Regions from separate parts of the Homo sapiens genome. Here regions 1 and 2 are each linked to region 3. Evidence: read pairs that join two places in POLR2A ChIA-PET (ENCODE). Cell type or tissue: HepG2. All regions are shown on one strand. Each heading gives the region's core, and the rest is flanking DNA. Links, peaks and the distances in the headings are about the cores only. Region 1 holds the start of MAFG (MAF bZIP transcription factor G). Region 2 holds the start of OXLD1 (oxidoreductase like domain containing 1). Region 3 overlaps GCGR (glucagon receptor).

What was found. Peaks named below come from ENCODE experiments on the same cell type or tissue, not always from the same donor. Only the 100,000 strongest peaks of a DNase experiment are listed, where the experiment ranks them.
Region 1: POLR2A ChIA-PET joins it to region 3 with 5 read pairs; 5 of 35 experiments call an interaction of 5 or more read pairs at or near these places.
Region 2: POLR2A ChIA-PET joins it to region 3 with 5 read pairs; 2 of 35 experiments call an interaction of 5 or more read pairs at or near these places.

The regions. Positions count from the first base shown.
Region 1 is chr17:81,923,015-81,931,759 of GRCh38, reverse strand. It overlaps MAFG (MAF bZIP transcription factor G), which reads left to right and starts at 4,025. Exons shown (of 3, transcript NM_002359.4): 1 at 4,025-4,232; 2 at 8,546-8,610; 3 at 8,703-8,745. The coding sequence starts at 8,575. MAFG-AS1 (MAFG antisense RNA 1) reads right to left here. Exons shown (of 3, transcript NR_186500.1): 1 at 8,528-8,745; 2 at 7,546-7,681; 3 at 7,249-7,341. It overlaps MILIP (MYC inducible lncRNA inactivating p53), which reads right to left and starts at 3,931. Exons shown (of 2, transcript NR_015454.1): 1 at 3,315-3,931; 2 at 1,007-2,284. RefSeq lists silencers at 3,432-3,951, 4,102-4,191, 4,572-4,621 and enhancers at 5,402-5,491, 5,999-6,954, 7,652-8,745. In HepG2, for the core only: a CTCF peak has its summit at 3,674; DNase peaks (open chromatin) are centred at 3,399, 3,949, 5,149 and 6,719; H3K4me3 peaks cover 2,725 bases.
Region 2 is chr17:81,663,695-81,673,581 of GRCh38, reverse strand. OXLD1 (oxidoreductase like domain containing 1) reads left to right here and starts at 6,977. Exons shown (of 2, transcript NM_001039842.3): 1 at 6,977-7,064; 2 at 7,998-8,546. The coding sequence starts at 7,005. The coding sequence ends at 8,381. CCDC137 (coiled-coil domain containing 137) reads right to left here and starts at 6,845. Exons shown (of 6, transcript NM_199287.3): 1 at 6,682-6,845; 2 at 5,720-5,853; 3 at 3,129-3,357; 4 at 1,756-1,838; 5 at 1,427-1,506; 6 at 1-1,087. The coding sequence starts at 6,815. The coding sequence ends at 878. RefSeq lists silencers at 6,612-6,761, 6,962-7,281 and enhancers at 5,938-6,859, 6,860-7,781, 7,942-8,051, 9,467-9,887. In HepG2, for the core only: a CTCF peak has its summit at 5,555 (motif pointing left); DNase peaks (open chromatin) are centred at 6,901, 7,276 and 7,731; H3K4me3 peaks cover 2,476 bases.
Region 3 is chr17:81,811,729-81,820,161 of GRCh38, reverse strand. It overlaps GCGR (glucagon receptor), which reads right to left. Exons shown (of 14, transcript NM_000160.5): 8 at 8,352-8,433; 9 at 8,216-8,276; 10 at 7,910-7,979; 11 at 7,497-7,585; 12 at 7,217-7,355; 13 at 7,105-7,146; 14 at 6,154-6,688. The coding sequence ends at 6,473. Among named protein-coding and RNA genes, the nearest start is that of GCGR, 12 kb to the right of the region's middle. In HepG2, for the core only: no CTCF peak of the experiment used is centred there; a DNase peak (open chromatin) is centred at 4,833; H3K27me3 peaks cover 328 bases.

The sequences.
Region 1 (8,745 bases), core at 3,056-8,055, 110 kb before region 3:
TAAAACGAGTACCCACCACACCCAGGCACAAAGGGGACGGTAGGTGGGGTGAGTCCCTGCTGTCTGGCTGAGATCTGGCAGTGCAGGAGCTAAGCGGGGGACACAGATGGACGGTGCTGGGCCGGGAGTCCCTGCAGGCTCCCCTGAAGGCCCCCTCCTGTATGGGTGGATGTGGGCATCAGGGCGGGTGGGGAATGCCCTTGTGTCAGGGCTGTGAGCAATAGAATAACCCCCTGCCCCAGCAAAGCGCCTGGCAGTGCTGGGAGACCCTGGCAACTCCTCCCACCTGGGCAGAGGTGCCCCCAGAAGAGATTGTCCCACAGGCCACACGCCTGTCCCAGGACCAAAGCTGCCCCGACCATTCCCCTCAAAGCCAGTTTCCCTGCTAGCGCCCATTCTCAGGTGCTGACGCAGAGCAAGACGAGGGGCGCGGGGCTGCCAAAGGTGCTTCTGGTCCGGGGACACAAGGGAAGCCAGCAGGCGACGCGGGTTTCAAGTGAGGCAGACTGGTCTTGGGCTCCAGAGGAAGCACAGGGAGGTGAGGAGGTGTGTGGGGGGCTGCAGACGGGCTTTGCAAGGAGGCGTTTGCTTCAGCAGGCGGGCCCTAGGAGCTTTCCCACTGTGGGTTCCTGATTAAGCAGAGGCCAGAGGCAGGTAGAGCCAGAGTCCACAGGAGGCTCCTGACGTGCGTGAGAAGTCTGGGGAGGTAGGTGAGGCAGGCTGTGGGGAGGTGGACACCCAGGAAGCCACAGAGCGTGAGGACGGGCCCACCCCAAGTAGCAACATGTTTTATGTGGGCCTCAGCAGGTCAAGGAGGGAGATGGTGCCGGGGGCCAAGGACCCAAGGATCCTGCCAAGAAGCGTCGAAACGCTGCCAGGCAGAGGAACCCTACAGGGGGCCCCTGGGGGCTGGCCAGATGGTGCTTTCCCTGCTCCTGTCACCAGCAGCTCTGACACCTCTCAGTCCTGGAAAGCCCCCTCCAAAAATGAAGCGGTTTGGAGTGAGTCCCCAGCAGGCCAGGTGGGCCCTGGAGGAGGAGCTGCCCGCCTCTGCTTGGCTCAGCTTCTGCCCCCATTTATTTTTCATTTTCCTTTTTTTTTAGAGAGGTTCTCTGTCGCCCAGGCTGGAGTGCAGTGGTATGATCACAGCTCACTGCAGCCTGCAACCCCTGGGCACAAGCAATCCTCCCACGTCAGCCTCCTGAATAGCTGGGACAACAGGTGTGCACCACCATGCCCAGCTTTTTTTTTTTTTTTTTCTTGTAGCGATAGGGTCTCTATGTTACCAATGCTGGTCTCAAACTCCCGGGCTCAAGCGATTCTCCCACTGCCTCCCAAAGTGCTGGGATTATAGGCTTGAGACACTGCACCCGGCCTGCCGCAGTTTCTTGGTTGGAATTGCCCTGACTCCAGCTTGCCAGCTGGGGCCCTTGCCCTGCCCAATTCTGCCACGCCTCTTCAGTGCCCGGCTGACCCCTGTCCATGGTACTTGTGCAGGACAGGCTCAGACTCTGGAACCAGTGGGTCAGCAGCCCCTGGCCAGGCAGAGATGGGCAATGTCCACCCTGGGAGGGCCCTGCCTGGAGACCAGGGAGAGCAGGGCTGGACTGGACCCGTCTGGGTGTGGACGCTAGCACCTCCCTCCCGGCAGCATCTGGCTGAGATCTGCTGCTCTCAGGAGGAACCGATGGGGTCTTAAGGTCAGTCCCACAGAAGCTGCAGCCTGGGGCGGGAGGATGCCGGGGAAGTGCCTGCGGGGCTCAGTCCCACAGAAGGTGCAGCCTGGGGCGGGAGGATGCCGGGGAGGTGCCTGCGGGGCTCAGTCCCACAGAAGCTGCAGCCTGGGGCGGGAGGGTGCCCGGGAGGTGCCTGCGGGGGCCAGTCCCACAGAAGGTGCAGCCTGGGGCGGGAGGATGCCCGGGAGGTGCCTGCGGGAGGAGGCATCCAGCTGTGACGGGAAGTGAGCTCCTGGAGGTGCAGAGAAGTCCAAACAGGGAGCCAGGCCTCAAGGCCGCACTTAAAGCCGGTCGTGGAGATGAGTGTGCGGAGTGAGAGGGATGCTTGGAAACCTGTGGGCCTCTCTCGCAGTATCCCTCTCAGTACAGTAGCCTTTCGCGGTTCTGGTGGCCTCATGGTTTGGCCCAAGCATGGCTGCACCACTGTGTCCAGGGACAAGTGTCCTGGGCTCTCCGTGGGGAGCTGGCCAGGAGCCGCTGGGGAGGTGAGGAGATCTTCGTGCAGAGCCAGTGCCAGCCCTCACTGACCACGGAACACCTTCAGCTCTCTAGGAGGACAGGGAGACAGGTCCTAGGGGTTTGGCTTGGGCTGTTTCCACGTGGCACCTCCCCTCCCTCGATACTCTTTCTACAAGCCACCGTATGCTACTCTGCAGGTGCCTGGGACCCCACCCACCCCAAGAAGATTCTGGGGTGAGGGGCAGCAAAGGAGCCTGGGCAGCTCCCTGAGTGTCCTCCCCAGCCCGTCCTGCCCATCTCTATGACAGTGCCCAGGGAGGGGAGGACTGAGGCTCCTTCCCAGGAGAAGACAGCACCGCAGTGAGGACGATTCATAAATCCGTTCCAAATTCGCGCGGAGGTGCAAATGAGAGCGGGCTCGACCCTGTGAGGAGGAGTTGGGGTGTGGGAGTGAGTGGGGACAGCCTGGTGAGCGTCTGCCCGCGGGGTGGGGGCTGCCAGCCCCAGGGCCAATCACCCCTGGCTCCTGACGGCACCGTGGCTCCAGCTCCCGCTGTGTGGCACGGAGGGCGGGTCCTGAGGAGACTCGGGGGCCCGCCAGGTCCCCGCTGTGTGGACCTAGCCCTCACCGCCCAGCAATGCACGACTTCACCCTCCCGCGGAGCAGGATGCCCAGCGGCTCAGGGCGCCCTCCCCTCGCCAGCCCAGTGTGGTGTGGTAGGATGAGGACGCGAGCAGGGAGGAGAGGCAGGAGACGGAGCTGCACTCCTGGCCTCAGGGCCCCGTGTGCTGTTTTGTACACTAAGGTTGAGGCCTCGGAAGCCACGCCAGGACCATATCATGCCCCTAGAGCCTGTGAGACTCGGGCTGTGTCCAGAGCAGGGGGAGCAGGTCCCCGACGACTAAGGACACCACCGTAAGAACCACACGCAGCCCCACAGCGCACACGGCGACAACGTGCTGTGGGGCTCGGAGGAGTTCCTGGGGTCTGGCAGGGACAGGCGGAGGGACGCTTCTGAGCCTTACACCTCACGGCTTCGGGACTTTGGGGCCGGCCTGTTCATGGACGGAGCCCAGGAGGACCCCACAGCCCGTCCCCGCCCCTTCCTCCCCGCTCACCTGCTGGCGGGGCGGCCACCCTTCCCCTCCCAGGATTCACAGCTGCGAAGGGAAGAGGGTGGAGGAGAAAGTCCAGACACGGGATCCCCCGTTTATCTTCCTCCCGAGTCCTCGCCCCCTACCGCTGGGCATCTCCAACAAGCAGCGAAGTCTCCCCCGGGCGGAGCTCTGGGTACACGTGGCGCAGGAAGGGCCTGGGCAGCTCGGGGTCTGCTGCGCGGGCGGGGATCGCCCCTCGCTGCTGGGAGCTGCCAGGCCGTCCCCGCCCCGCGCCGCTCCGGGACCCCCGAGTTGGAATCGCGGGGCCCCGGCGGCGCCGTCCTGACGCAAGAGCGCCTCTGCCTGGCAGGGCCCAGGCCGGCACTCGAGGGGGCGCACGCAGAGCCTGCCCTAGGCTGAGCACTCGAGCTGGAAAACGCCGCCGGCGTCCGCGAGCTTGGACAGGGGCCCTGGACGGCGGGCGCAGGAGCCAGGCGAGGCAGGCTCCGGCTGCAGGACGCCGGGGGCTGGGGGTGGAGACCTGGCGCTTTGGCCGTGCGCCCAGGCCCGCCCGTGAGACCCCGCCAGGCGCTAGAGCAGCCAGTGTTGCCAGGGACGACGGCGCGCGGGTTGCGCATGCGCAGTTTGCCCTCCCGCCGCCGCGCCTTCCCCTTTAAGCGCCGGCCGGCCGCGTCGCCGCTTCATGAATGGAGCCCACGTGACCAAACATCATGTGACGTCTGTGGAGCGGCGGCGGCGGCGGCGGATCCCGAGCCTGGTCCGGCCCGGCCTTCCCAGTGCGCTCGGCCCGGCCCGCGCAGGCGGCGAGTCCTCCGAGCCCCGGGCCCGGACCCCTCGCGCCGGTCCCTGCCCCGCGCGGCCTCGGAGCGCGCGCGGCCCCGCCCCGCCCCGGCCTCGGCCCGCCGGGCCCGCAGTGTGGTGAGTGCGGCTGCGGCGGCGGGCCCGGGCGGTGGGGGCGGCGCGGCGGGGGCGGCGGGGGCCGAGGGGGCGCGCAGGCAGGGCTCCTCCCGGAGCTAGGCGGGCGGTTGGGGGCCCGGCGGCGGGGGCCGCTGGTTTCGGGTCTGCCGCGCACCCTGCTGGCGGCCCGTGCCTCGATTTCCCCAGCGGTCAGGAGCCAGCTCCTCCTGCCCCTGGCGCCCGGGTACTGGAGGTGGGCCGCGGGCGGCGGCGGACCCGCGGAGCCGGGCGAGTGCGGAGCGGACTCGGAGACCCGGGCGTCCTGGAGGGAGGGGCACTGGACGGCGGGAGGAAAGGGTGGGGTCGAGCGAGGCGCCCGGGGGTCCGCGCCAGGGCCCGGCGGCCCGGCCCGCAGCTGCTGATTCATCCGGTGGCCGCGTCAGCTCTCCCCGGCGCGGGGGTCCGCGGCGAGCCCGGGAGGAGGGGCGGCGATGGGGGTGCTGCGGGGAAGACCCTGCCCCTGGCTGGGGCTCGGGTTCCGTCAGTCGCGTGCCAGAGCCCGGAGGGAGACTTGCTGAGTCATCAGCGTGAGGTCACTCGGTGCTCAAGCTGATACCGGAGGGGATTCGAGCGAGGGGCCTCGGGGACTAAAAGGCCGCCAGCGGGAGGTGGGAGGGAGCCGTGGGGATGTGGGAGGGGGCCAGGCCCGGCGCCTTGGGGTGCCTGTTTAAGTGAGCGCCGAGCGATCCAGTTGAAGGCAGGGGTGCTTGAAGAGGAAGTGGGGGTGGCTCGCTGCAGGTGTTCTCCCGGGGTCAAAGGTGAAGCCCCGGGCGGTCCACCCCTTCCCAGGCGGCTCTTTTCCGGCAGCTGGTCCTGGTCCCAAGTCTGGAGCAGTTTTCCAAACTGGGAAATAGTTCCCTGAGTGAGGGAGGGGAGGAGCTTCGGTGGGCCGAGCTAGCCAAAGGGGAAGTCGGCTTTCCCTGGGACTGGCCTGGTTGGACAGCCCCTGGCCAGAGATCGAGGTCCTGGGAGAAAGAGGGGTGTGTGTACCAAGCCCTGGGTGACAGTGGGCTGGGCAGGGAGGAAGCAGGGGCAGCTCTACCAGGAAACGGCAAAGGGGAGGAAGCAGCCCAGCCTCTCTCCCCAGTTGGCCCTGGAGTCTGGGTTGAGACTGTAGGTGGTGGGAGCTTCAGGGTGCCTAGCCTTGGGGTGCAGCAGATGGGCTGGTGTGGATGGCACAGGGTGGCAGAACGCAGCACCCAGCCACCCTAAAGTTGTCGCTACCTGAAGTGGGGTCTCAGCGTTGTGTGAAGTTAGCAAAGGGAGTGGCCCTGTTGGGTGTCTGGCCTGGCAGCCCAGGACGCTTAGAAAGTGGCAGCTTGGGAGTGATGTGGCCAGAGCCACCTTTCCTTGGGTATGTGGAGATTCACGAAGGTTGACTTCCTTTGCCCAGGAGTTCATTTCATGGCTGGGTTAGGCTACTTTGTGGTTTGCCCTCAGGGATGCCCCCCGCCCCCCGCCACACACACACACACACACACACACACACACAGGTCCATTCTCAGTGAGCACCCCCCACACATACACACAGAACACAGGTCCACTCTCAGTGAGCCCCGGGGCTTATAGATTCCAGATGTTTCAATGTTTTAGCTGACCGTTGGCCTGGAGTTTGATGCCCTGGGAAAATTTTGGGGTCCTGGAGGGACATTTATGTACATCTTTTTTTTTTTTTTTTTTTGAGACGGAGTCTCACTCTTTTGCCCAGGCTGGAGTGCAGTGGCGCGATCTCAGCTCACTGCAAGCTCTGCCTCCCAGGTTCACGCCGTTCTCCTGCCTCAGCCTCCCGAGTAGCTGGGACTACAGGCGCCCACCACGACGCCCGGCTATTTTTTTGTATTTTTAGTAGAGACGGGGTTTCACCGTGTTAGCCAGGATGGTCTCGATCTCCTGACCTCGTAATCCACCCACCTCGGCCTCCCAAAGTGTTGGGATTACAGGTGTGAGCCACCGCGCGGCCCATTTATGTACATCTTCTCAGTCACTTATGCATCAGTGGAAACTAAGTTTTAGGTTCTGTTCAAAGAGTGACTTTCAGGAGCTGAGAGCTTATGGAGCAGAGGCCATGACTGCCGGGGAGTTTCGGCCGCTGGGCTTTGCAGCCAGGTGGGGCTGTCTGTGTTCAGGCACGGGAGTTTCTACTTTAGCCAAAGGAGACGGAGCTCCCAAATCTCCCTCCCTTTCCTGGCTCTCAGTGTGAATGGGTGGCCTAGGTACCCTCGCAGGTTGCGGAGCCGTGACCATCTGTGCCTCCTGCGTGAGGTGGGCTTATTAGCCTCTGGGAGCAGAGGGTGCATGACAGGCCCCAGCTCTGCCCAGCCTTGAGGGCTGGAGGAGGGCGGGGGCAGCTTCTCCTCAGTCCAGCTCCTGGGATCCCTGCATGGTCCCTCTCAGCCCAGGTCCAGAGGCCAGGCCAGGAGCCTGGAACGCACTGGCTGTGCTCAGGGCTGCCCCTCCCCCACCCCCCGGCGCACCTTTGATAGGAGGCGATGGCTTGCACTTGTGCTGAGTTCAGGCCTTCTGCGGAGGGCAAAATCTGTCGAGGAGGCACTTTTCCGTGTGATCTCTTCAGGAAGTCACCACTGTCATTGTGCTTAGCAGCAGGGGTGGGGGCGATGGGGGTGGGAGAAGCTGGTGCCAGGGCAGTGTCTCTGCACCCTGACTTGCACTCAAGGCTGGGGGGCCCCTCCATGCTTGGCTGAGGGCCTGTCTCCTGGGGCAGTGTTGTGCCGGACGTGTAGGAAAGGGCTCCTGTGGGCCTTCTGACCTCCAGCTCAGGTCTTCCCCATCCTTTATCTGGAAGAATCCAGTGGCTGGAGCCTCGGGACCTTGCCTCTGAGCTGGCTTGGCTGTGGGGAGGGGTCTCTGGCCTCCCCTCCCTGCTCTGTGCTTGCAGCCTCACCTCCTGGTCCCAGGCTGGGTGAGGTGGAGTCTTGAGCCTGGTGAGGATGTGTGCATCCGCCTGGCCACACTTCAGCTCCCCTGATGAGAGTAAGAAGCCCCCCAGCCCATAATTTCCTGAAGTGATCCTAGCTCCTCTGGAGGAGTCTCCCATCTGTCTGCATCAAACCTGGAAAGTGGGGGATGGAGCATGAGGCGGGGGTCCATGCCCAAGGGTCTGGTGGGAGCTGGGCTGAGCTGGGAATCCCAGAAACATCCTTAGCAAGAAAGTGAGAGCAGAGTGCTGGAGGGACCCCGAGTGGGGAAGAGTTGGTTGTTAAGTCCGGCCACCCCAGCACTTTTGTTTTTGCTCCCTGGCCCTGTGGGCACTCACCCGGGGCAGGGACCAGAGAGCAGGCTGCAGCTCGGAGGGGCTGACTCCGCCAGCCTTCACGTTGGGCAGGCCCGGGGTGGCTCACTGTGGGAGCCCTTGTGAAATACCCTGGATGGGGTGGGGCAGGGGCTGCTTCCTGCAACCCAAAGCCACAGGATGGTTACTCCATCAGTGGAGGAGGCCGACTGGGAGGTCTAGAGGGGCCTCGGGCCAGGCTCCTCCCAGCTGATGGCCTGCCACCTGGAAGGTGGGGGAACTCCCTGGTCAGTCCTGCCAACAGACCAGAGCTAGATGGACGGCCCACCCCCAGCTTTTCAAAGTTAGGAGGCTGGGAGACTCGGGGTTCCCTGTAGCCTCCTCTCTGGCCAGGTCCCCCGTGGGGCCCCTGTGCACCCAGGGAGCAGGGGGCTTTGTCCGAGGCCGGCTCAGGGGAGGTGGCTGTAGAAGGTAGGACCCTGGAAGATGCACACACAGGGTCACTGGCTGGCCCTCACCTGCTATTGGCCAGGCTGGGGGCTGCGGCTCTCGTGGGGCGCTGTTGGCTGGCGGGCCAGGGAGTGCGGGCGCGGCGGGGAGGCAGAGGCAATGTGCTGAGTCAGCGTGACTCGCCAGGAACAGCCGCGCTCTGGGCAGTGCCGGGGTTATTTTTAAAGCTCCCGGCTTCCTTCTAGGCCTGCCTCTCCCGCGTCTTATTCCTTCTAATCTCTCCCCTGCCCCTTGTCTTGCGCCTGCCTTCCTAACAGCCTTCAGTTCCCCTTCTCCCGTCAGACCTTCCTGACCTCCCACCTGGTTCTCTAGGGGCAGGGTGGACAGGAAGCAGCTCAGCCCAGCCTGGGAGAGGCCAAGGGCTGCCTCCTATCAGGTATTGGGGGCTGGGCACCTGGACAGCAGGCTGGGGCGGGCTGTGCGGCAAGGGCTCTTGTGAACTGGGCCGGGGGCGGGGGGGGGGGGGTGCGGCGAGGGTGGTCTCCAGGGTACTGACCTGCTCCGTGTCTTGCAGAGAGCGCCTGCTCGCTGTGCCCCCGGGTTATGACGACCCCCAATAAAGGAAACAAGGCCTTGAAGGTGAGTGGGCAGGGACAGGAGCCTGTGGGCTGGGGTCGGGGGGCACAGTGGGCGTGCCCGCTTGGCCTGTGACCACCTGCACTGTGCCCCAGGTGAAGCGGGAGCCGGGTGAGAATGGCACCAGCCTGACGGATG
Region 2 (9,887 bases), core at 4,888-9,887, 150 kb after region 3:
GGCACTGGAGACTGAAGCCTGGCAAGGCCCTGCCCTCAGCAGGAACTCCCCCTGGGCCCCACTCTGTGACCTTGAGCCCAAGACAGGATTTTTCCTTTACCTTCTTCCAGCCACTTTGGGCCTCCCGGCTCTCTCAGAGCCCTGTTAGGTAGGTGACAACTCTGTTCCCACTGTTTTTTTTTTCTTCGTGTATTTTTAGTAGAGATGCAGTTTCACCATGTTGGCCAGGCTGGTTCGAACTCCTGACCTCAGGTGATCCACTCGCCTCAGCTGCCCAAAGTGCTGGCATTACAGGTGTGAGCCACCGCGCCCGGCCCCCGGTTCCCACCTTCTTAAGTGTATGTGTTGTCATCATGTTTCACCCCAACCAAACCTTGGGTGGGCAGCCTCTGTAGGGGACCACTCACAGCTGGCCTGTAGTCACGGTCCCCTGCAGAGCCCTGTCCCGATGCGTCGTCCCTGCCCGTGGCCTGCTCTGCCTGATGTGCACTGTACGCTCGGCTCTGCTGACTCCCGGGGGCCTCCGTCACACACTGAGCCAGCCTCATCAGCTGTCTCGGTATTTGGTGTTCAGGGACAGGGATCCAGCCCTTCCTAAGGTCCACCTGGGCTGAGACTCAGAATGGACGTTCAAAACAAAGAGATGGAGCTGTGAGTGACACCGGGCCCCACGGGCCGTCTGTCAACCAGGCCTTGGCCCTAGTCCATCGGGCACTCACCCCCTGCAAGATGTGGACCCACTAGTGCCCAACGTGTGAACAAGTAGCTGGAGGCCTCACCCCACACTGCTGGCATGGCCTGCCTCTCTCCTACCCAGGTGTAGCAGCTCCTGGTGCCAGTTGCCCCAGAGCGTGGCCAGGCCCCGGGTGTCTCTCCATCACAGCTGCGGCTCTGGCTTCTTCCGGGAAGTGAGGTGGGGTCGCTCCCCGTGCAGCTGCTGCTGCCGCTGCTTCAACGCTCTGTAGGCCTGCACGGCCCGCTCTCTCTCCTCCTCCACAATCCGCTGGCGGGCCAGGGAGGCGGTCAGAGGCTGGGACACACCACCGGGGCTCAGAAGCATCCGCAGCATCTGCGATCTCCTGCCAGGCTGAGGGAGAGAGGGGAGGGTGAGGCACAGGCTGGGAAAGGAGGGGATGCAACAGAAAGCCTCACAGCTTCAACAGCTCTCCCGCCAGCGAGAACACTGCACTCTCAGGCCACACACCAGACAGCGCACACGTTGGCTGAGGGTTTTTTTTTTTCTTGACACAGGATCTCGCTATGTTGTCCAGGCTGGTATCAACTCCTGGGCTCAAGCAATCCGCCTGCCTTGGCCTCCCAATGTGCTGGGATTACAGGTGTGACCCACCGTGTCCAGCCTGTCCAAGGCTTCTGTTCCCTGGCAGCACTGGGGGACAAACTCAAGTTGTCCCCGTGCCCCACTTACCTGGTCCTTGCTTACGCTCCTCTGGGGCCTGGCAGTCAGCTCTGGGGGCTGCAGGACAACCTCACCAAACTTCACCGTGTCTGGAGGAGCAGAATACAACTGAGGACTGCTGCCCACAGCCACTGCACCCCTGACACCCAGAGCCACCACCCGCCCACCTCCCTCCCATAGGGCTGGGACAGAACACCAACTCATCCAGTGGTCTAATGGCTGTGGACCCCAGGGGAAACCACAGGTGCCCAGTGCAGCCAGGGCTGGTGGGGAACAGAAGGCCTGCGCCCAGGCCCCACCCGGACCACTGCTGACACCATCGCTTTGGGAAGAGCTACCTCGGAGCAACTCCTGCTCCAGCCTGTCTGCCGCCTTTTCCTCCTTTTTCCGTCGGACTTTATCTAGTCGCCGCTTCTGGAACCTGGGGAAGAAAGCACATGTCACTCAGATTCCTAAATTCTCTTTCCACCCAGGGAGGAGGCAGAGGCCGCCCCACCCACAAGGGATCCCCTGTGGCAGAGCAGGGACCCAAGAACAGGTGGCTGCCTCCAAGTCCCCGCTCCCCTTACCACCCCAAAACCCACAGCTGCCCACCAAAGAAGGCTCTGACCCCAACAGGCCCCTCACAGGTCCCCCAGTGGTTCTCAGCTGGGGACAGCTACCTGCCAGGGAACATCTGACAATGTGTGCAGACACGTGGGCAAGGGCTACTGGCACCTTGTGCACGAAGGCTGGGAAGGCTGCCAAAGACCACCCAACAGAGACTCATCCAGCCCATCCGGTGCTGCTGTGTCTAAAGGGCCTAACAAGCATTGTATATCACGTCTCCCTCAATGTGAATCTGGAAGCTTCACCTTCAGCGACAGCTCTGGAGATCACCGTGGCGCCAGGCTGTATCTGGGCCACGTTCTCTGTGATGAACTTTCACTGGCTAAGGTAACTATAAGTAATACAACAATCCAGAAACAGGGAATCTACAGAGCTGAAAGCAACCTCTCAAACCTTCAAAGCTTTTTTTTTTTTTTCTTTTTTTTGAGATGGAGTCTCGCTCTGTCACCAGGCTGGAGTGCAGCGGCACGATCTCAGCTCACTGCAACCTCTGCCTCCCGGATTCAAGCGATTCCACTGCCTCAGGCTCCCAAGTATCTGGAATTACAGGCATGCACCACCACGCCCGGCTAATTTTTTTTTTTGTATTTTATTAGAGACAAGGTTTCACCGTGTTGGCTAGGATGGTCTCGATCTCCTGACCTCGTGATCCACCTGCCTCAGCCTCCCAAAGTGCTGGGATTACAGGCGTGAGCCACTGTACTCGGCCAAAGCTTTTAGAGAATTAGGAAGGTGTAGTCTCTTGGACGAGAGACATTCTGTTCTAATGGAAACAGAACCCCTGGGCACGTCACCCTCAGACCGACCCCCTCAGGGCTGATTCCCACAGGGCTAGGGCTTTCTGGTGCTTTTCCTGTGAAAGCAAGGACCAAGCGAGGTCTCCGCAGAGTTCCCAGGTTCCGCAGCCTCCTGGAGGCCACACCCTCACTGGCTCCCAGCTGGATGCTCCGACTCGCCAACTCCCAGGGCTCTGGCTTGGTCTCCCTGAATCCAGGCTGCCCCATGGCTATGAAACAGGGTACCTGCAGAGGGCCGTCATGGGAACCCAATGTCTTCCCTCCGGCTCCCAGGGCAGACCCCTCCCCCTCCCGCCTCCACTCACGCTTTTTTTGCTTTTTTCTGCTCAGACTTCTCCTTGGGAGCTGCCTGCACCTCTGGCTGCCGGATGGCCTGGTTCTTGCTGAGGAACAGCACATGCTGGGCCTCTTGCTGCATGCGGTGGATATAGGCCCCGTCAGACTCCCCCTTCCTCTGTTTGAACTTGGGGACTGCGATGTCGGGCTCCTCTCCCTTTGCTTCCTTCTCCAATGTCTTTCTGAAGGTCACCTGGGCTGAGGACAAAGGGAGGCCTCAGAGGAGGCAGGAGGCAGACAGTGGCAGGCAGGTGACCCATGCTCATTTCCCCTCCCAAAGCCACAGGAAGGGAAGACCAGGCTGGCTGGAAGCACCCCAACGACAGCAGCTGAAGAGGATGTAGAATGCCCGGCCCGGCATCCCCGGGGACGTGACCCCCCAGCCCAATGGCACCTGTCACAGATGTCCACTGCAGCACAGCTGAAAAAGGAAAGCAGAAACAACCTAATGTCCACCCCTAGGTGGCTGGTTGAATGAATTCTCCTCTGATCACCCACAGACTCCATTGCACAGCTGCCGAAAGAAGCCCAGTGGAGCTACACAGAGAAACGTGGGCAGACCTGCCGGGCGCGGTGGCTCATGCCTGTAATCCCAGCACTTTGGGAGGCCAAGATGGGCAGATCACAAGGTCAGGAGATTCAGACCATCCTGGCTAACACGGTGAAACCCTGTCTCTACTAAAAACACAGAAAAAATTAACTGGGCATGGTGGTGGGCGCCTGTAGTCCCAACTACTCGGGAGGCTGAGGCAGGAGAATGGCGTGAACCCGGGAGGCGGAGCTTGCAGTGAGCCGAGATTGCGCCACTGCACTCCAGCCTGGGCGACTGAGCGAGACTCCATCTCAAAAAAGAAACGTGGGCAGACCTATGACATCCACTGAGAACGCAAGCGCAGGACCCCGGGCGAGTGTAGAACACAGGAGGCGGACAGTGCCAGGCAGGTGGTTGTGTTCATAAATATGTGAAGACATGCATATTGCCAGGCATGGTGGTTCACACCTGTAATCCCAGCACTTTGGGAGGCTGAGGTGGGCGGATCACCTGAGGCCAGAGTTCGAAACCAGACTGGCCAACATGGCAAAACCCAGCCTTTACTAAAAATACAAAAACGAGCCGGGCATGGTGGCACAGGCCTGTAATCCCAGCTACTGGGGGGGCTGAGGCACAAGACTTGCTTGAACCTGGAAGGTGGAGGTTGCAGTGAGCCGATATTCTGTCTCCAAAAAAAAAAAGGCCAGGCACAGTGGCTCACACCTGTAATCCCAGCACTTTGGGAGGCTGAGGTGGGGAAATCACTTGAGGTCAGGAGTTCAAAACCAGCCTGGCCAACATGGTGAAACCTCGTCTCTACTAACAATACAAAAATTAGCTGGGCTTGGTGGCGTGTGCCTGTAATCTCAGCTACTCGGGAGGCTGAGGCAGGAGAATTGCTTGCACTGGAACTGGGACAGGGGAGGCAGAGGTAGCAGTGAGCTGAGATTGTGCCACTGCACTCTAGCCTGGGCTAGAGGGAGACTGTCTCAAAAAAAAAAAAAAAAACCACACACAAAAAATTAGCTGGGTATGGTGGTGCGTTACCTGTAATCCCAGCTACTCAGGCGGCTGAGGCAGGAGAACTGCTTAAACCCAGGAGGTGGAGGTTGCAGTGAGCCCAGATCACGCCACTGCACTCCAGCCTGGGCGAGGAAGCAAGACTCCATCTCAATAAATAAATAAATAAACAAACAAACAAAGGTGCCAATTCAATGCAGCACGGTTCAGAACGTGCCATGTGCTACCCAGGCCAGTGCGCCTCCTCCCTGCACCTTCCTCACCTCTATCTCACTATCCCTTTGGCAGCCATATAACCCCCAACAAGAAGCCTACAGTTTATACACAAATTATAAAACAGCTTTGCTGTAAAACCAGTGCCACGTTTGGGAAGAGAAATGTGTCTATAAGCAAAATATACACACAGTGGACTCCGTTTCCCAACATGCCCAGAGTGTTACCTCTGGGTTGCAGCGGTGGACATGTGGACACCCTACCCAGACTTGGGGGAGGAAGGCAAGACTTCTCAGAGGGGCCTGATGGAATTTCCTCCTTCAGCTCCTGACTCCACCCACTTCTCTCTACCATTGCTTCAGCACTCTTGTCCCAAGAATCATGGCTTCTCCCTGGCAGTAGCCCCGCCAGTTGCCAGGTCCACTCTCCCTCACTCCATCATCGCTCGGTGACCCTTTTTTTGCTTAGAGTAAACATGAATTGGCCGTGCCCTGCTAAAAACTCTGATGAATCTTCGCTACTTTTGGGGAGAAAAAAACGCCGCTCCTTAGCATGGATCCTGAGGCCCCATAACGGGTCCTCCCCGCCCACCCCACAGCCTCCTTCCAAGCCTCGTCTGGAACCACAGCGCCACCAGCTGCCAGCCACTGCTTTAGCTTTGGCCACGCTCCCCCACCTTCTGAGCACCGGGTCTTGGCATATTTCCTCTGCCTGAAACGTTCTGAAGTATTTGGGCGATTGGGCGGGTTGAGACACACAAAGCTTCACTGCCGCCCAGTATGGGCCTGCACACACCTGCTTTCTTCCTCTTCTTGTTACTGATCGGGTTTTTCATCTCTTGGCGGCTCCTCATAATCTCCCGGAGCCGGAAAGGAATCTCCTGTTCGTCCTGGTTCTTGGGCTTGCAGTTCACTTTCTTCTTCTCTTTGCTGGGAGAAAGAACACGGGGGTGAGACCCGTCCCAAGTAAAGCACAAGCAGAATCAGTAAGAGAAACAATAGTTGGGTCTGGCAATAGAATCTACACGGGCTGGCCGGGCTTGGTGGCTCACGCCTGTAATCCCTGCACTTTGGGAGGCCGAGATGGGCGGATCACGAGGTCAGGAGATCGAGACCATCCTGACTAACACAGTGAAACCCCGTCTCTACTAAAAATACAAAAAATTTGCCGGGCGTGGTGGCGGGCGCCTGTAGTCCCAGCTACTCGGGAGGCTGAGGCAGGAGAATGGCGTGAACCCGGGAGGCGGAGCTTGCAGTGAGCCGAGATCGCGCCACTGCACTCCACACTCCAGCCTGGGCGACAGAGTGAGACTCCGTCTCAAAAAAAAAAAAAAAAAAAGAATCTATCTATACAGGGGCCACATCTGGCTTCTGTGGTGCGAGCCGGTCCAGCAGTCCAGGGAGCAGGGATCTTTCCTCTCGGTCTCACTCAGTGGCTGTCCCTGAACCCCTTCCTCACGGGACGCGAGGCCGAAAGGCACTCCGAAAGCCCAGGAGGCCTTTCCGCCCTGACCTCGTCCAGAACCACAAAGACGGGACACTGGGACGCGGGAAAGGCAAAACCAAGGACTCGCTCGCGCCTCCATTCATTCAACCGATCCTGGCGGAGCGTGGGCCGCGGGCACAGACAGAGGAGGGCACTGAGCCCGACCTGGGGAAGGGGTCCGAGCGAACGCTCCCTAGGGGGTCCCGGGCGGAGCCTTCAAGGCGTCCCCTTCTCTGGGGAAGTGTGGCGGCCTCGCGGGGCAGCGCAGTCACCTGCGAAGCCCGGGCCACGGGGCTGGGCGCTGCTTCCCCAGCGGCTGCACTTGCTGCCGCCCCCGCGCTCGCCGGGGACTCCCAGGACCCGCCTGCACCCTGGACACCGCTGCTCCGCGACCAGCTCCCGCCATCTCCACGCCGGGAGGCTCCCTAGCGAAGCCACTTCCGCCTTCCTGCATGGTTCCGCCCCACCGATCGGCACTTCCGCTTCCTGCGCTCAGCCTCACGCTGGCTGGAGCGGCGCGACTTCCTGAAGGTCCGGGATTGGCCGGAGCGCCCGCCGCTCACGGTCAGGGGTTGCCGGATCCCGTCCGCGGGCGATGCTGCTGCGGAGGGTGGTCGAGGGAGGCCGGGCGGTAGCCGCCGCGGTCCGTGGCTCGGCAAGTACCAGGACGGGTCTTGGCAGCGCCGAAGGGCACGTCCGAGAGGCCGCTGTCCGGGGGCCCGCACGTACCGGGAGGAGCCCCGGCCCCTCCACCCGCATGTGGGGACGGAGCCGGGAGGATCGCGCGCTGGCCGCCGCCGAAGGACCCCTCGCTCCTCTCCTCCATCGGCTCTTACCGAGTCCCCGCCCCGGAATCTGTGGAGGGGCCGCTTAGCCTTGGGAGAGGAAGCAGCCCGGTGAACGGCCACTTTCCTGTTTCTCAGTATCTGCCGAGCGCCTGTGTGCGAGCCCTCCTGGGCTCTGGGGACTGGCCGTGGACATGGAGCGGATGATGCCCCTCGCAGGACTAGTTAAATAAGTGAAGTTGGTAGCGTGTCAGTCCGTGATCCTGGGTAGATAGAGCAGGGCAGCGACGGAAGACTGCCTATAGGACATTCACGCTGGGATGAGAGGGGCCTGAGAGGCCTGGGCTTTGTGACAGGGAAACTTGGATAAAGGGTGGTGCGATTCTTCCGGTTGGTCCCTCAGAGGTGGTGGGGCTTGGTTATACTGGTAGAGGTGCTGGGCTGGCCAGGAGCTTACAGGGTTACACCTCTCGCATACTGGTGTCCACAGAGCAGCCATCTTAGCTGGAGGTGTCGAGTGCCTCCCCCACCCCCCACCATGTGCTTGAGTGCACACCCGGCGCCAGGCCCTGATCCTGGCACTTCTTGTGAATCACACCGTGTCATACCCATGACTTCCATTGCACAGTGGGGAAACTGAGTCTAGAGAGGTGAAATAACATGTCTAAAGTCACAGGAAGTGAAAAAGCTGAGGACATGGAGCCAGTTGCCCAATGACAGGAGAGCTGAAATGTCCTCACTGCTGGGGGTAGACCGGGCCTCACCAGCTTCCTGGAGAGTCACATGTTTGTCTGCATCCTCAGGGGGCTCGCCGGTTCTCCAGCCCGGACTGCTGCCAGAGGCTTCCTGGAGGTGGCAGCTTTCTTCAAAGGCACCATCCCGGAGCGCAAGCCCCTGATGGGCGCAGAAAATTCGGGACAGACCACGTAGAGGTGGGCTCCCAAGCAGGTGCGGACGGCACCAGGCCGCCCAAGGCATCGCTGCCACCTGAGCTCCAGCCGCCCACAAACTGCTGCATGAGTGGCTGCCCCAACTGCGTGTGGGTGGAGTACGCGGACAGGCTGCTGCAGCACTTCCAGGACGGTGGGGAGCGGGCCCTGGCTGCCCTGGAGGAGCACGTGGCTGATGAGAACCTCAAGGCCTTCCTCAGGATGGAGATCCGGCTGCACACCAGGTGCGGAGGCTGAGCCATCCCTGCTGGACTCCCTACCGCAGGACGGAGTCCAGGACGCAGCCGCAGCCTCCTTCCTTCACACCCCCTCACAGACTCCTTGTGTCCAACGGGAATAGGAAGAATTAGTTACTGACTTCACCTGAGAAAAAAATAAATTCTCTATGGTGGTTTCACAGGAGGTTTTTGTTTTGGGGGTGGTTTTTTTGGCAGTATGTCTGCCAACCAGAATGGCTGCTGATTTGGCCTCAACAGGAGGCTTTTGTGTGGTTGTCCGTAAGGCTTGTGTTGCATCTTCAAAGCGAGCAGGTCCAGGTCGGCATTATGCACCTCCGGAGCTCTTGCAGCCATCACCCTGCCATGAGGGTAAAATAAGACCCCCAGCCGAGTGTGGTGAAAATAAGACCCCCAGCCGGGTGTGGTGGCTCACACCTGTAATCCCAGCACTTTGGGAGGCTGAGGCGGGCAGATCATGAGGTCAGGAGATGGAGACCAGCCTGACCAACATGGTGAAATCCCATCTTTACTAAAAATACAAAAATTAGCCAGGTGTGGTGGCAGGCGCCTGTAATCCCAGCTACTCAGGAAGCTGAGGAACCCAGGAGGCAGAGGTTGCAGTGAGCTGAGGTCATGCCACTGCACTCCAGCCTAGGTGACGAGAGTGAAACTCTGACTCAATAAATAGGACCCCTTTTCGTTGAACAGTCAAATGACAGTGACCCCAGTGCCCCTTCCAGGCCAGGTCCCACCTTCCCCCAAGTCCTGGCAAAGGCCTGCTCTGGTTGCTCTCAGCGTGCAGCAGAGGGAAGGCCATCTGATCTCATTGAGTCACTGTGGCAAAGCCTTTGGCAGGCACAGAAGCCCACAGGCAGCCTGGAAGTGCCCATCTGTCCAGCTGCCATCAATCCCTGGCAGGGGTCCTCGGGTGCCCTTCCACCAGCCTGGCAGGGGCTGCAGATCAGCCCTCAGTGGCCCAAGCACTACCTGGAACCAGTCCTTCCAGCTCCTTCAGCCGCAGCTCCCAGGGGAGTTGGTAAGAGCAGCAGGACGTGGCCAGGCGTGGTGACTCACGCCTGTAATCCCAGCATTTTGGGAGGCCTAGGTGGGTGGATCACCTGAGATCAGGAGTTTGAGACCAGCCTGGCCAAACGTGGGGAAACCCCTTCTCTACTGAAATTACAGTAATTAGCTGGGCACGGTGGCGGGTGCCTATAATCCCACCTACTCAGGAGGCTGAGGCAGGAGAATTGCTGGAACCTAGAGGTGGAGGTTGCGGTGAGCTGAGATGGCACCACTGCACTCCAGTCTGGGCGACAGCAAGCAAGACTCCATCTCAAAAAAAAAAATACTAAAGTTAGTGGGGCATGGTGGCACACAACTGTAGTCCCAGATACTCGAGAGGCTGAGGCAGAATTGCTTGAACCTGGGAGGCAGAGGTTGCAGTCAGCTGAGATTATGCCACTACACTGCAGCCTGGGTGACAGAGCAAGACTCTATCTCAAAAAGAAAAAAAAAAAAAACC
Region 3 (8,433 bases), core at 2,061-7,060:
ACAGCCGGGGGGTGGAGCTCCCCCAGGTATGGCCCCAGCACCTGGGCCTGCCACCAGAAACCTTCAATTTGGAGATCTTTCTGCCAAGAACCCTTCAGAGGAGGGGGCCGGCCTGGCCAGGCACATGCTGGGCAGGAGGGTAGGAGTCTGTGGGGAGCGCTGAGCCCACGGTGTTGCTGGAGGCCCCACCCCTTCACCCGATGCACCGCGTGGGGGATGGGGATTGGGGTGAGGAGGGGGAGGGGATTGGGGTGAGGAGGGGGAGGGGACGCGGGAGAGGGGGCCTAACCTACCTGAGGGCTGGGGAGGTGCACCCACCGGGACCGGACCTCTGACCCTGAAGCAAACTTGCCCTCCCATCCCCTCTTCGGTGGACCACCCAGTGAGGTCAGCTCTGCAGGGGCCACAGGGTGGTCTTACCCCAGCCGTTCGCCTAATGGTGTGAGAACTCACTGTAGTCACAAAGCGGGGTCTCTACTTTCAGCTTGAGGAGCACATAAAGGGCTGCTAGAGTGGGCACCTCTCCCCTGGGCTGCGGGAGCTGACCGTGGGGCCCGATCCCAGAGGGTTGCGGTCCTCCCACCCCAGCCTGTCCTTCAGCCCTGCTGCCACTGCCTTGTCCATGCAGGGCACCAGGGCCCTCCGACCCTCACCCAATCCTGGAGGCTGCTGGACTAAGCAGCTGGAGACACTCCCCTTTCTGCAGTGAGGGCGACTTGGGGAAATGAGGCAACTGCAACTGTTGCGTGTTGTACCGTTGGTGTGCATACACACATCACAATCTGCTGTGTACTGTTGGTGTGCACACACATCACTATCTGCTGTGTAGTGTTGGTGTGCACGCGCATGTCACTATCTGCTGTGTACTGTTGGTGTGCACACACATGTCACTACCTGCTGTGTAGTGTTGGCGTGCACGCGCATGTCACTATCTGCTGTGTAGTGTTGGTGTGCACACACATCACTATCTGCTGTGTAGTGTTGGCGTGCACACATATGTCACTATCTGCTGTGTACTGTTGGCGTGCACACACAAGTCACTATCTGCCGTGTAGTGTTGGCGTGCACACACAAGTCACTATCTGCCGTGTAGTGTTGGCGTGCACACACAAGTCACTATCTGCCGTGTAGTGTTGGCGTGCACACACAAGTCACTATCTGCCGTGTAGTGTTGGCGTGCACACACAAGTCACTATCTGCCGTGTAGTGTTGGCGTGCACACACAAGTCACTATCTGCCGTGTAGTGTTGGCGTGCACACACAAGTCACTATCTGCCGTGTAGTGTTGGCGTGCACACACAAGTCACTATCTGCCGTGTAGTGTTGGCGTGCACACACAAGTCACTATCTGCCGTGTAGTGTTGGCGTGCACACACAAGTCACTATCTGCCGTGTAGTGTTGGCGTGCACACACAAGTCACTATGCTGTGTAGTGGCGTGCACACACAAGTCACTATCTGCTGTGTAGTGTTGGCGTGCACGCACATGTCACTATCTGCTGTGTAGTGTTGGCGTGCACGCACAAGTCACTATCTGCTGTGTAGTGTTGGCGTGCACGCATATGTCACTATCTGCTGGGTACTGTTGGTGTGCACGCACGTGTCACTATCTGCTGTGTAGTGTTGGCGCGCACGCACAAGTCACTATCTGCTGTGTAGTGTTGGCGTGCACACATATGTCACTATCTGCTGTGTACTGTTGGTGTGCACGCACACATGTCACTCTGGCAACTCCATGGGGCAGGTTTTAGTATCCCAATTTACAAGTGAGGAAACAGTGACCTCTTTCAGGGGGGTTAAGCTCTTATGAAAATTGTAATTAATACTTATTGAGCATGAACAATTTCCTAATAGCCGATATACCCAGCTCCCATTTCCCAAATGACTAAATTAATAGGTTCCTGGTGGGTTGCTGGCAGCATGGGAAGGCGGCGCCCATGTGTCCCGAGCCTCCATCCGTAACATGCCCCTCTTTTTCCACCATTCGTGTAAGGACCCCTGGCGTTTGACAGTCGTGTACCCCACATTCTGCCTTTGGCCAGCTGCATCTCTGTGGTGTCAACAGACCCCTGTTTCCCCTGTACTTCTGTAAAATGAGGTGTGGTGCAGAGGCCTCATCGGATTCATAGGAGACTTCGGGTGTCAAAGCATCTGGCTGCTGTGTGGGAATGGGTTGCAGGGTCCGGGGTAGCAGCAGGGGTCCTGTTAGGAGGCTTCTGCAGTGGACAGTGGGAGGAAGAAGCTGGGGACAGGGTGAGCAGCTCGGTGTGGACATCCAGCTGTACATGCCGAGCTGATAGCTGGGTCTAAAGCGTGGATTCAGCAGAGCCCCAGGTCGGGGGAGATAGATGAAGAGTTAGCTGAGCACTGCTGGTTTTTAAAGATTGATCAAGAAGAAATGAGGGTGGTGCCTGGTTCCTGGACACAACAGGGAGAGAAAGAAGAAAAAGGAACAGTGGAGGGCAGGGTCAGAGAAAGAGCAGGCAGGGGAGGACCCGGGGCTGAGTGAGTGCAGGGGGAGGACCCGGGGCTGAGTGAGTGCAGGGGAGGACCCGGGGCTGAGTGAGTGCAGGGGGAGGACCCCGGGCTGAGTGAGTGCAGGGTGTCTGGGGATAGGCTGAGCCAGCTCACGTAGTGGACCTGCAGCCCTAGCCATCTCCCACCCACCTTGCCTAGAGATGACCACTTTGTTTTTTTGTTTTGTTTTGTTTTGTTTGAGGCGGAGTCTCACTCTGTTGCCCAAGCTGGAGTGCAGTGGCGCGATCTCGGCTCACTGCAAGCTGCGCCTCCTGGGTTCACGCCATTCTCCTGCCTCAGCCTCCCGAGTAGCTGGGACTACAGGCGCCCACCACCACGCCTGGCTAATTTTTAGTAGAGATGGGGTTTCTCCTTGTTAGCCAGGATGGTCTCAAACTCCTGGCCTTGTGATCCGCCCGCCTCAGCCTCCCAAAGTGCTGGGATCACAGGCGTGAGCCACCGCGCCCGGCCCCGAGGTGACCACTTTGAACTCTTCACCTCATTCTTTGCATTTTTAAATTTTGCTCTGTATTTTTATTTCTAACGTGAATTATTCTTGATTTTTCCCATTTTGTTCTCTCCCCTACCCCCAGTACATACGTGATATTCCCGTCCACCACCCTCCCTAGATCTTTTTTCTCCCATGATTCTGGTTGCATCAGTGTTGGTGTTTACATTATGATGTCTGTGTTTGTATTCAGAACTGAGTCATGGTAAATTCTGCTTGTTTTGTTCTTTTCTGCCCAAATTTTTCTTTTCTTTGGAATTATTAATTGCCTTCTTTTTTCATTTGCTTGGTTTTTTCTTTCTTTTTTTTTTTTTTTGAGACGGAGTCTTGCTCTGTCACCCAGGGTGGAGTGCAATGGCACCATCTTGGCTCACAGCAGCCTCCGCCTCCCAGGTTCAAGCGATTCTCCTGCCTCAGGCTCCCAAGTAGCTGGGACTACAGGCGCCCGCCACCACGCCCGGCTAATTTTTGTATTTTTAGTAGAGACGAGGTTTCACCATGTTGGCCAGGCTGGTCTCGAACTCCTGACCTCAGGTGATTCGCCCGCCTTGGCCCCCCAAAGTGCTGGGATTACAGGCATGAGCCACTGCACCCAGCCTCATTTGTTTAGTTTTCTATGTACTAGTCACTAATCAAGTCCTGAACTCTCTCCTCTAAATATTAGTGCACTCAATCCCTTTCATCCCCTTGAGGGTGTCTCTGCTGAGCCTTCTGTCTGGCTCAAGGTCCCCTATTCCTGTGACGCACTTCTGACTCTCCTAGATTTGGTCCTTCATGTAGTTCATGTCTTCCTTTTTCCTGGTCTCCACTCTCATTTTAGTAGTATTTTTGTGTCCACAGACACCAGATTCCAGGGTATCAAAGTCATCTTCCTCCCAGCCATGCACACACAGCACCCAACTCTTGCAGATACCCCTTTGGGATGCCGGGCATCACATACCTGCCTGTAATCCCAGCTACTAGGGAGGCTAAGGCAGGAGAATCGCTTGAACCTGGGAGGCGGAGGTTGCGGTGAGCTGAGATCGCGCCATTGAGCTCCAGCCTGGGCAACGAGAGTGAAACTCCGTCTCAAAAAAAAAAAAAAAAAAATTAGCCAGGTGTCGTGGCACACGCCTATAATCCCAGCTACTCAGGAGGCTGAGGCAGAGAATCACATGAACCTGGGAGGTGGAGTTTGCAGTGAGCCAAGATCATGCCACTGCACTCCAACTTGGGCAACAGAGTGAGACTCTATCTCCAAAAAAGAAAAAAAACAGTCCCTCCACCTACCTGCCTGCAGGACTGCCTGGTTAGGGCCAGTGTTTATTGCCTGGGTGAGTCCACCCCCTGCCAGTCCCCAACTCCACCCAACTCCACCAGCCTGCTCCAGTTCCCTTAGGGATGAGGGCGGGACAGAGGTGAAAGAGGACAAGGGCAGAGGGACTCGGGAATGGGGAGGGCTGTCAGGAGGTCCCAGGTGAGGGGCAGTTTCCCCAGGGCAGTCACCAGCCCTGAGCTCAGCTGGCATGAAGGAGAATGTCCACCTCCGTGTGCTGACTCGGAGCAGCCTCGTGCCCACACAGGCACCCGGGCATCCAGGGCTCAGAGGAGAGCCAGGACCTGAGGCCGGAGGGGCGTAGAGCTGGCCTGAAGCCTTAAGGTCTGAGATCACAGGCCTCCAGCAGGTGCAGCTCAGGGGACCGTCTCCTGGCCTTGCCGTCCCAATCACAGCAACCCCAGGGCCCCAGAAGGGTCCAGCCTTGCCTAATCAGCTCACTTCCCTCCCTGCTGCATGCAGGCCCTGTGGTGGGTGGCAGGGTGAGGGCCCCCCCAGGAGGGCCCCAGTGCCTGGCGGGTGAGTAATTCTATTTACCTTTCCTCAGAGGCCTCCTGTCCCCTCATTTGCCCCAATTAGTCCGGCTCTGCCTGAGCGGCTCCAGCCCACGTGGCCCAGGCAGGGGCTGTGAGCACCCCTTCCCCCAGGGCCCAGCAGCACTTCCCAGCAGCTCCTCAGAGCAGGGGCACCTGACTGGCTCCTTCCCCAGCCCATGCACACACCTCAGTAGGTCTCACAGTGCCTGCTGCAGGGACCCCCCGGGGGGCTGACCACAGGCCCCTCACAGCTTCTACCCTGAATTTGTCTCCACCCCCGCTGTGTGGTCCCTGGGCCCTTAGACTCAGGTTGGGCCCCACACAATGGGAGACCCCACCCTGAAGCACCTCCTGTGTCCAGCACGCAGGAGGCAGCTCTTTCCTGGTGCTCCCTGGCTGGCAAGCAGGGCGCCCACCCACCACGAGGTGGCAAGAGGACTGGCGTAGGCTGGACCTCTCTGTGTGGCACGAGGACTGGCGTAGGCCGGACCTCTCTGTGTGGCACGAGGACTGGCGTAGGCCGGACCTCTCTGTGTGGCACGAGGACTGGCGTAGGCCGGACCTCTCTGTGTGGCACGAGGACTGGCGTAGGCCGGACCTCTCTGTGTGGCACGAGGACTGGCGTAGGCCGGACCTCTCTGTGTGGCACGAGGACTGGCGTAGGCCGGACCTCTCTGTGTGGCACGAGGACTGGCGTGTGTGTGGCGCACCCCGGGTCCTGTGCAGAAGTTGGGCAACCTGCCCTCCTCCGTCGCCTGGACCCGCGGCAATGTTCAGGCCCATTTCTTCCCGCTTCAATCTGCTACGTGGCCTGTAAATTGCCCGAGGGGGCTGGAGCTGAGATGAAACGGAGGCCAGGAGGCTCAGAGGAAGGGCGGGCCGATGAGCCAGGTGCCAGTGTCCTCACGGCCTCCAGGGAGAAGACGCCCTCGGGTGAATCCAGTGCTGATGGGGTCGGTCAGGGGACTGTGATGCCTCATGCCGCCTTAGCCACTGTGCCCCTCACGTCTCTGCTGGTGAATGGTGACCCTCTGGTGGCCAAAGCGTCCAGGGGGACTGCCCGCCAGAACCAGGATGGGAAGGTGGCCAGGACCTGCTCAGATGGGCACAGGCTGGCTGCCTTCGGGATCCTCCGGGGTTCCAGTGCCAACTCTGAGTGAACTGGGACAGCAGGGGGACCCTTCAACAGCCCGCACTGGCGCTGACCACCCACCGCTGTTCCATCCCCCACTGCTTCGGCCCCAGCATTTCCAGCCCTGCTTTCCAGGACATGCACGGTGACCACTTGAGCTCTTTATTGTTGGAGGACATTTCCATGCACATGGGACGTGCCGACATACGTGGGGACACTGGCACGCAGTTCACGGCACAGCCCCCACTCCCGCCCTGGACTCCTCTGCTCACCTCTGCACCAGGGACAAGGCAGGTGCAGGGAGAGGAGGCCCAATCTCGCAGACAGCCACACTGGGGGTGGGGGGTAGGTGGGGGCTGCTGTTGGCTCCCCCGCCCCCAGCCTCAGCTGGGCGTCCAGTTCTGGGTTGTCCAGCGACGCCCTCTGGGTGCCAGAGTCCAGCCCTAGCTGGGGTCCCAGCAGGGTTCAGAAGGGGCTCTCAGCCAATCTAGGGAGGCCACCAGCCAAGGGGGTCTCCGCAGATGAATCCTGGCTGCCACCACCCCTCCCAAACTGCAGCTCCTTGCTGGGAGGGCCGTGGCCGGGCGAAGATGAGGCCCTGTGGTTGCTGGTGTTCCGCTCCTCCCATAGCACTTTGCCCAGGCGCCAGCGGTGCCAACGCCGCCGCAGCTCCGACTGCACCTGGGGAGGGGGACGGGGCAGGCCAGTCCTAGGGCCTGCCTGTCCTCTCCACCCCACCGGGACCTGCTGTGGGCCTCATCGGAGATGCCCAGTCTCCGCTCTGAGGGGTGCAGAGCGACACAAGCTCCCTGCTGGGCACAGCTATGCCACCCAGCATCGCCACGGAAAGCAGTCTGCAGACACCTGGGGACCCCCACGGTGGACACCGTAGCGATGGGGCTGAGGCCAACCTGTCCTGGGGGCCTGACACCCAGCGCCATGGCAACTGCACCCAATAAGAGCAGGGGGAGGGAAAGGCTTGGGCCCCACGTGTTCCAACCCCCGGGCAGGGGTGGGGCTGGCATCCCTGTGCCTCTCTCTGCCCCTGACCCCGACGGCCAGTGCTGATGGTCTCAGATGCCCCCACTCCCACCTACCTCCTTGTTGAGGAAGCAGTAGAGGACAGCCACCAGCAGGCCCTGGAGAGACAGGGTGGTCAGGGGTGGCACACTGCGCCCCGGGCGGGGGAGCCGGCGGGCGGGCGGGCACCTGGAAGGAGCTGAGGAAGAGGTCGAAGAAGAGCTTGGCGGAGCGCAGGGTGCCCTGGGCGTGCTCGTCCGTCACGAAGGCGAAGACCACTTCGTGGACGCCCAGCAGAGGGATGAGGGTCAGCGTGGACTTGGCCAGCCTGCAGAGGCAGCGCCTGAGTCACCCACCGCCCCCACCCTCGGCCCGCACCATCCACGTGGAGCTTGGAGTCCCCACCCCCAGCTGCCCTCTGGCCCTGAGGGTCTCCAGGTCTCGAGACGCCAGCTGCCGCGGCACCCACCGGAACTTGTAGTCTGTGTGGTGCATCTGCCGTGCCCGCAGCTTGGCCACGAGCAGCTGAACGATGCGGACGAAGATGAAGAAGTTGATCTGTGTGAGAAGGGTGCGAGTCAGGGGCATCCCGAGCCCCAGGGAACAGCTCTGTGCCCTTGGAAGGCCCCACCTGACCCTCCTGCAGGTGGGCCTGGCAGCAAGATAGGCCCTGGGCCACATAGCCCTGGGGCTGGTGGGCACACAGCCAGGGAGGAACAGCCTGGCTCAGTGTCCAGGGTGCTGGCCAGTGTCCTGGTGTCCTGTCTGGGTGCCGGCTCCCTCCCAGCGCTCTCAGACAGGATGCTGCTGTCTCCTGGGGCAGCCTCAGGACGCCAAGGGAGGAGGGGCCTGGGGTGCGCTCCTGGCTCTTCATTTCCTCACCAGGATGGCCAGGAAGACGGGGAACCGCAGGATCCACCAGAAGCCCATGTTGTCATTGCTGGTCCAGCACCTGCGAGGCCAGGCCACTCACATACTGGGGCACAGCCCCCAGCCCCTCCGCCCCTCAGCACCCCCGTCCCGATTTTGCCAGGATCTAATTCGGGTCTCAGAAAAGGAAGGGAGAAGGTCACAAATGACCCCCTCCCCAGGCACCAGGCTCATCCCCGGCCCCTCCCTGCCTCAGGCCAGAGCGCCGCACCCCAGCCCCCCGGTCCCTCCCCAGGCTGTCCAGCCGCTCATACTCACTGGACGTTCTCGAACAGACACTTGACCACTGCCCAGGGGACGACGAACAGCATGGGGGCACCTGTGGGGGGCAGCAGCTGTGGTCCCAAAGGCTTGGTCAGCCTGCCTTAACCCCCTCTCATGCCAGCCCACTCACCCCAGCCGATGCCCAGGTAGAGGCTGAAGAAGCTCCTCTCGGGGAGGGTGGCCAGGCCCAGCAGGTTGTGCAGGTACAGGCC